Regions from separate parts of the Homo sapiens genome. Here region 2 is linked to region 1. Evidence: chromatin contacts called from ENCODE Hi-C or POLR2A ChIA-PET data. All regions are on one chromosome and are shown on one strand. Each heading gives the region's core, a stretch centred on a gene start or an enhancer-like site at or near the end of the contact. The rest is flanking DNA. Distances are from core to core; before and after follow the strand shown.

The links. Hi-C counts contacts between places; a loop is a spot of excess contacts on that map. ChIA-PET counts read pairs that join two places held with the same protein, here RNA polymerase II (POLR2A). Pooled maps may share reads with other maps.
Region 2: a loop to region 1 is called in a map of gastrocnemius medialis, with 5 times the contacts of the local background. The contact joins the enhancer-like site here to the promoter of MTERF2 in region 1. A Hi-C loop is called at or near these places in 10 of 168 maps with a recorded cell type or tissue (IMR-90, PC-3, ascending aorta and 7 more) and 22 of 50 pooled maps. POLR2A ChIA-PET finds 5 or more read pairs at or near these places in 6 of 52 experiments (AG04449, AG04450, BJ and 3 more).

What each region holds. Positions count from the first base shown.
Region 1 is chr12:106,984,817-106,989,049 of GRCh38, reverse strand. It overlaps MTERF2 (mitochondrial transcription termination factor 2), which reads left to right and starts at 1,904. Exons shown (of 3, transcript NM_001033050.3): 1 at 1,904-2,081; 2 at 3,825-3,935.
Region 2 is chr12:107,025,518-107,029,750 of GRCh38, reverse strand. All of the region lies in intron 1 of CRY1 (cryptochrome circadian regulator 1), which reads left to right. Among named protein-coding and RNA genes, the nearest start is that of MTERF2, 40 kb to the right of the region's middle. Within about 2 kb of position 1,995, at least 8 of the 41 ENCODE cell types and tissues checked have a DNase peak (open chromatin) inside an H3K27ac peak, as active enhancers do; they include CD4-positive, alpha-beta T cell and gastrocnemius medialis, where a contact is called at or near this core.

The DNA.
Region 1 (4,233 bases), core at 655-3,154:
AAAATTATATTGAGAGAACCAGGGTTTTGAATGAACTGTACAAAGTCCTTATGTTTTTCATATTTGCTTAAAATAAATAAGTAAATTTGAGATATAAAAGTCTATCAGTATTTTTAATGCATCTCTTACATACTAGAAATTTCAGGATCTTCTCACAATTCAAATGTGTTTGTAATTTTCTTGTACATAATATGCATAATTGTAAGTTCTTTTCCCCTTTTCTTCATTCAAGGTTTTTTTTCTGATTATATGGTCCTAGAAATGCACTGTTTAAATATTTGGGCTGGAAAAAACTTTGAGTAGCATTTATTTAATACAGTTGGCATAGCTGATTTGTCAGTTTCAAGTTTTGATTACAATGCACGGGGTCATATGTATTGTAATTCCTTGCACAATTACGTGGAGCCCTAATACAAGCTTCCAGCACCCTGGTGCACATTTCTGCTCCCTCCCTCCTGACCAGTGATGGCAGCTTGCAGTTCTAAGTCCTGAGTTTACATTCCTTAACTTCCTTTTCTGTATCCTAATTTCCTTTTCCTAAGTGCAAATGACACACTTTGGTTAGTCTGGACCCCAAATCATTTTATTTCAGGAAAAAGTGTGCAATAAATCTATGCATAATAGAGTTTTTATATTCGGATAACTCAGGAGTTGCTGGACAAACACCCCCCAGCTGTACACATGAGTTGCTCAGATCATTCTAGAATATCCTAGAGATCAGAGGTGGGTGATCTTGAGGAGCCAGGATTCTTGCTGCTACTCAGTGGAGTTAAATGCACGTGTGAGCTCCTCTCAATATAGCCTGTTGAGCCTAAACTGCATAGTGAGACTAGACTCAAAGATTTAGTTAACATTTCCTGAGTTCCTACTGTGTGCCCAGCATTGTTGACAGAAAAAATAATCAGTAGCCTCAAGGAATTCACTCCACAGGGTGCGAGGGCAGTCTGTATGCCAGTGCCACCGACGGCAGAACTGTGCACAGTGTGCTACGAACACCTGACAGCAGACACCTCCAGCTGGGAAAACCAGTTTTCCTGACTCCAACTCCACACAAACAGAATCACCAGGCCCAGCTCAGGGCACCCTGTCCTCGATAACACTTAACTAGGTGTGATTAGTCACGTTATTAGTTGTTGATATCTCTGCCCTCCACTAGAATGTAAGCTCCATAAGGACAGGGAATGTGTTTTATTCCCCCTCTATTTTCTCATTGCTGTTTCAATATGCTTGGCACTTAGCAGGCCTGCCATAAATACTTGTTTTTTGGATGGATAAATGTGAAAATAAATGAGAGAGACATTCAGCCTGGCTTTAAGGAGAAATTAACGTGTTTAGTGTATGAGGTTGGGCATCACCGGTAATAATTAGAATGGAAACCACTTGGCAGTTTATCAGAAAAGGGGAGTATTTAGGTGAAGGTGGCAAGGAGGGAGAGAAAGGAGAATGGCTTTTAAAGACAGTCGCTAACTGCTGGGGTAGGGTGGGGGCGGGGAAGAGTTCAGATGTGTTTCAAAGAACTTTGGGGGTTTTTTAAACATTTCTTTTGTAAGTTGGTTCTTTACCTAACTGAATTATTTTGGGAACAGTGATTGGCTCTATCTTAAAGATATAGCGGTTTCTGTTACTTCTTTTTTTTCTTATATTTTCTAAGCGTCAAAGCTACTGGAACTCCGCTTCCTAAAATGCTGGGAAGGAAAGGGTGTGAAAATGCCAGATGCCCCCGCCAGCACAGGCTGGGCTGCCTGGAAAGCCGATTCCCACTCCGACTCGCCCTCGTGGTGCGGGGAGGGACGCGTAGTTGTGTCCCGCGCTCTGACTGGCTGCGTTGGGACGCGGGGGCGTGTCTTGGGGGGGCGGGGGTTGGCGGTCATCTCCCGAGCCCTGATTGGCCATGGGCGAAGGGACTGATGGCCTGGTTGGCGCTGCTGAGAACTGTCGGGAGCTTCTTGAGACCGAGGACCGAAATCCCGGCTCCAGGCCTCGGGGACTGCGGACTGTGGGGAGGCTGGCCGGAGAGAGAGGGAAGGACGGGGCCTGGCCCCCGGGACTCCCTGTGCCTTGCTTGGAGCTGACGCCGACGGGTGAGTCGCCCCCTTCCTCTGCTCCTGGGCGTGTTCCTCACCAGCGGCGCCGCAGCGGTCAGGGCCCGCAAAACCCCACGCCTCGCCAGACGCTCAGCTCAGCCTGCCGGGTTTCTCTGGAAAAGCGGAGGCCCCACAGTGAATGTGCGGCCTTTTGATCGGTCCTGGAGATCTTCCGTGGACCCTCGTTTTTCCTTGCTTATAAACGTTGGTCAATTTGAAACTGGCAGCAGGGCATATGTGTTACGAAAGAAGAACTTTATTGAAACCAGTGGTGGTGTAGAGAAGACCATACTAACCATAACTGTGTATTACAGAAGTGAATTTCACTCCCCAAAAATGCTTAAGAAACAAGCATCCTAGAACAGCCCACATTGTGATTTAACAAACATTTACCAAAAGCATTGCTATATGTGGGGGCACAGGGCTAAGAGCAGGCAGGACTCTGGAGCCAACCTGTGGGGTTTGAGTCCAAATTCTGCCGGTTTTTTGTTTTTTGTTTTTTTTTTTAGCTGAGTAACCTTGGGCAAGTTCCTTTACCTGCGTCTGTTTCCTCATTTTAAAATGAGTTGTTGTGATGATTTAATGATTTAGTATATGTGAAGAGTTTTCTGCATATTCTAAGTGATTTATGGTATTAACTCGTTTGATCTTTGCAGTCACCCAGGAGATAGTATCACCATTTTCCTGATGCCAAACTGAGGCTCAGAGAGGTGAAGTAACTTCTTCAAGTCACAACACAACTGTTGTCCAGGAATCAGGCAGTCTGGCTCTGCTAACCCAGTTTTACCCACTGCATTAATGTACCGCATCCACTTGTTCACTCAGTTTCACCTGACAAATACTAATTTTGTCTCTCTGTGGAACAAGTTCTTTGCTGGGTGCAGGGAATAAAGCAGAACACCGTTCAGTTCCTGCCTTCCCAACGCTTGTAAATCTAGTGCAGGTCATTCATGGCCGGGCTGCAGGGTGTCCATGAATCCTGCTAAAATCATTTGCGAAATGTTGTGAGCGTGGGTCTTTTCTTCTGGAAAGAGAGTCTGTGACTCTCAGGTTCTGAGTTGATCTGTGATCCAAACAGAGGTGTGAAGAAGTGTTGTTTTAGCAGATCTGTGCCTAGTATGCCTGATACACAGCTTGAACTTCAAACAAACAGCAACAAAATTCCTACTGGTTGGAAGAATGAAGAACTTGTAAGAGCATAATAAGTGCTGCAGTAGCGTCCGGAGCAGGGTGCTGTGGAAGAGCACACAGAAGGCCACCTGCCCAGGAATGCCTCCTAGAGGCAGTGAAGGCAGCTGGGTGAAGGATAGGGAAGCAGTTCATTGGAACACTGTGGTGACCAGTCTGTCCATGTAGTGTTGAGACAGAAACAACACGTGAACAGCTGCAGCTGTTGTACCACTTGTGCGCAAGTGTAAAAGTCCATGGTGCCATGAAATCATGTAATGGGGACAGGAGGCTTCATGTATTCGTGAAGGTTAGAAAAGTTTCCTTGAGAAAGTGACACTTAGGCCTAAAAGTTGGAGCATTTTGGGCATGGAATCTGGCCCACAGTCTTCAAAGACCACATGGTAGAAACCAGTAGAGCACCAGGGACTGACAGGAAGCAAATGCAGCTGGTGCAGGAGAGGGAAATGGGAATTAGGGTGGTGGCAGAGCCCAAAGAGGCCTTGTAGGCCATGGTAAGGCATTTCTATGTTTTATTTTACTTTGTCTTTATCCTAAAATGCCATTGGCAAGTTTATTGCAGGGAACTGACAAGATCACATTTTGAGAAGAAGTTGGAAAGAATCCCAAGTGGATGAACTGAATATCTGGATGAGGACAAGATCTGTGGGGAGAGACTGTAAGGTAAGAAGAAGAGAGGTCTAGAACCAAGCCTTGAAGGTGAGCTTGTATGGGAGACAGATAGAGGGTGGCGAGAAGTATAGAAAGGGAGAAGAATCAAAAAAAGTCGAGTGTCCAGGAAGTCAAATGAGAGAATATTTCAAGGAGAAAGTGGTCAACTCTGCTAAAAGCTGCAGAAGTCAAAAGAGATAAGGAAGGCTGGGTGTGGTGGCTCATGGCTTGTATTAGTCCTTTTTCATGCTGCTGATAAAGACATAGCCAAGACTGGGCAATTTACAAAAGCAAGAGGTTTAATGGACTT
Region 2 (4,233 bases), core at 746-3,245, 41 kb before region 1:
CCTCATTTATCTTTGTATGACTCATAAATCAGTGATTGAAATTATAGAAGTAATTAACAGTATCACTCCTTCAAACACATTTTAGAAATTTTGTAGAGGAATTTTCAGTTGTCATAATGATTGATTTTTTTTTTTTTTTTTTTTGAGGCAAGACCTCACTCTGTCGCCCAGGCTGGAGTACAGTGTGCAGTGGCATGATTACAGCCAGCTCAGTGCAGCCTCAACCTCCCAGGCTCAATTGATCCTCCTGCCTCAGCCCACCCCAAGTAGTTAGGACTACAGGCATACGCCACCACGCCCAGCTAGTTTTTTTGTACTTTTTGTAGAGATGAGATCTCCCTATGTTGCTCAGGCTGGTCTCAAACTCCTGCGCTCAAGTGATCCACCCACCTTGGCTTCCCAAAAGTGCTAGGATTACAGGCATGAGCCCCTGTGTCCGGCCAGTTGTCACAATGATTGGAAGGTGCTAGTGGAATTAGTAAGGAGAAGCCAAGAATGGAAGATTTCTTTCAGTACTCAGAGTAATCCCTCAAAATAAATAGTTGTCTCTAGGTGCCATAGTGTGCATGCACGTAGTCCTGACTATTCAGGAACCGAGATGGGAGGATCACTTGAGTCCAGGAATTTGAGGCCAGCCTGGGCAACATAACGAGACCCTGTCTCTAAAGTAAATAAGTAAATAAAATAGTTTTTCTGAGTTACACATAAATTTCAAATGTTCTTCCAGATGTTTAATGTAAGTGAAAAACTTATTCATAATTGTCTGAACCTAGAGCCTAAATCTTTATGTATAAACAGTAGGTATTTTTTACACAATTTTAATATACACTGAGTTTCCCTGGAATGTATTTATCACCTATATAAATAAAGGAAAGATTGTACTTTGCTTTTTTTTCTGAACTTTCCTGTCTTGGTCAATATTTCAGAAAATCACATCACCAAAGGCAATATCACTCATGGTGTATGATGTTTGAGTCGCCAGTAACACAACTGTGTTAGTCTGTTTTGTAGCTGTTAAATTTTAAATGATTCTGTATGTAGGTGTGGACACTGAGTTTTAATTCATTGTCTCCTTATATCATGCCCACATATTTACCTCTAGAAGTACATGTTACTTCTTTTTAAAATATTAATGACTTTCCTTTAATTTCTCCTATATGTTTCAATTAGAGCATGATATTAATGCTTTAAAATTGTGTGTATGGAAATGTTATATTATCTAGGTCTTTTATTTCAGGATTTAAAAGAGGGCATTGCAAAATATTAGTTATAAAAAGTGATATAGGTCTACTGGTTTATGGCTTTTAGAGTGTGGCAAATGCAAAGTTTGCTTTTAAAATATATATTTCATCTTTATTGAACATTAAACTCTTATCTTCAGGGAAAGTGTGTATCACAAATATCCAGACAATTTAGGTAAAATTAAGTTAGATGAAAGCACTAAAAATTTGTAACAAACCAGAAAAAAGAGCATATGTAAATTTTATTAAATTTACACACACACAAATTGTTATATTTTTTAAATCTCTAATAAAATATAATAGACTTTGGTTAATGACTGAGAATCTCCATTTTTTTTCTTTATGATGGTGTATACAGAACTTTAGTTTTTTCTACATTTAACTCTTGTTTTATGTGGATAATAAGGTTATTCTCCTTGTAGTTTTAGTGATTTTAGTTTATATTCTTTGAATCAGTTCTTTGGGGTCAGCAATGAGTTGTTCCTGTTTAGATATTGTAAGTGTAGTTTTTATTGCTGAGTGTGTAAGATATATTTTACAAACTAGCATACAGAACCACATGGCTTTATTCTGGCATGGTACATGTTCTTAATGCCTTGTGTTCAGCAGCAATAGGATTATGTTGTATCTTACCATTGCCTTTTTTGGACTATTTCATAGACAGAACTAGAAATTCTAGTTATATAAAGCTGTTCTAGCACAGACTGGTAAGTAGGTCATTGTGACGGAGTATACTAAACCGTCCACTGGTTGCTATAGCAATGACCTACTTTAGGAAAATATTTCTGTTGATTCATGTTGAAGTCATCTTTTGGAAGTGGTATAAGGAAGCTTACTGCATATAATTTTTAAAATAACAGCAATAGATAGTGATCTCTGGAGGAAAAAAATCCTTAAAATGTTTAAAGTGAAGAAATATATATTTTGTCACCTAATGCCTCTTCAATTTAAAGTGGTGTGTTCAGTATTGTAATTAAATAATATGAGGACTGTGCTTCTATGTAGGCAGTACAATTATATGAAGGGATATAGTGAGTTTTACTATCATTTGGCCTATTTAAAAAGCAACCTGTTGTATGTAGTTAATAGCAGTAATAACGGAGCCATCAAATGGGTGTAGTTCAAGAAAATAATATATATGCCAAATTGGAGAAGGTCTGAAAGTATGTTCCTGTTAAGATGATATCATATGTATTTTCAGTGGAATATATTAAAAATAAATCATTCATTTCATTCAATATTGAGTGTCCCAGAGCACATGCATTTCTATTACATTAAAGTTGAACTTGGTGTGTTCTTTGGAACACACTGAATCTGAACTCTAACAGATCTAATCCTTTCCCAGTTAAGGGTAAAGGATTGAGCATTAGATTTTGTATAGTTTTGAAGTAACATTATTCGTTCAGCATTAAAGAGAAATCACACACATCACTGAGTTGATACTTTGAACCTGGGCTGTTAGAGGTATTATCAAGGAAAAATTATATGCTTAGAGATTAGTTGAGTCTTAATTGCGTTGTACCTTGTTTTATAATATTTATAGTCACATTGACCTTGCTACTGGGAAAGGTTTCCTTCAAATCATAGTTCAAAGTCACATTCAGATGAAGTTGTGAATTCAAAGTAATTCTGTATACAGGTGTAGGCATCCAACTAATTCACGTTTTCTTTTGTCATGCCCAAGTATTTACATATAGAAATGCATGGGGTGTTTTCTTTAAAAAAAAAAAAAAAAAAAAACAGGAATTATTCTCAAGGGAAAATAACAACTTCTGTTTGATACATATCTACCATGTGCTAGAGACTCTACTAGGTGATTTTATGAGGCTCCTAATCCTTTCAACAGTTACACAAGACACCCCTACTAGGTCATTTGATCCTGTTTCTAATCTTTTCAACAAATTATACAAGGCACATAATGAGATTTGTTTGCCAAATATAGAAACCAAAATATAGATTAAGAAAACTGTAGTTAGGGCCAGGCCTGATGGCTCATGCCTGTAATCCCAGCACTTGGGGAGGCTGAGGCAGGTGGATCACCTGAGGTCAGGAGTTCAAGACCAGCCTGGCCAACATGGTGAAACCCTATCTCTACTAAAAATACAAAAATAATTAGCCAGGGTGGTAGCACACTCCTGTAATCCCAGCTGCTTGGGAGGCTGAGGCGCAAGAATTGCCTGAACCTGGGAGGTGGAGGCTGCAGTGAGCTGAGATCGTGCCACTGCACTCCAGCCTGGATGACAGAACAAGACTGTGTCTCAGAAAGAGAGAGATGGGGAGAACTGACTTAATTTGAAATCCATTAGGAGGAGGTTTTATTTTATATATATATGTAATATATATATATATATTTTATATATATATGTAATATATATGTAATTATATATAATATATATATTTTATATATATGTTATATATATAATATGTATAATATGAGGTAAAATTTTTTCATCCTCTGAAGGACATAATGTACCTCAGAGGTTCAGAAGATGTAGAAGTGACTTTAAGATGGAAGATTTAAGGTTAGTGTGATATGAACTTAAAGGGATAGGAATTGGGAAAGGTATTCCAAGCCAAGGAAAGGCCCTGGAGCACATTCCAGGAGATTGAATGTGTGCTGAAAGAGAAGTTTGGTTTGGTGTGAGAGAAAGGGGTATGAGGTAGGAAATCAACCTAGAACCCTAGGTTAGTAGCCAAGCAAAATGATTTGTTGTGTATTGTATAGGGAATGAGTCGTTGAAAACCTTTGTATGGGAAGGTGTGCCTCATGAAGATCTGGAATTGCATATAAAATGAATTAGAATGGAGAGAGATTGTTAGTAGGCAGATCTATTTTAAGGCATTGCAGTAAATACAAGCAAGAGATAATATGAACTAGAATTATTGTAGCAAAAACAGAAGTGGAAAGGAAGGAGAACACTAAAAAGTAATAGATAACATATAATTGTGCTTACTATGGGCAGGCACTATTCTAAGAGCTTCGCATATGTTA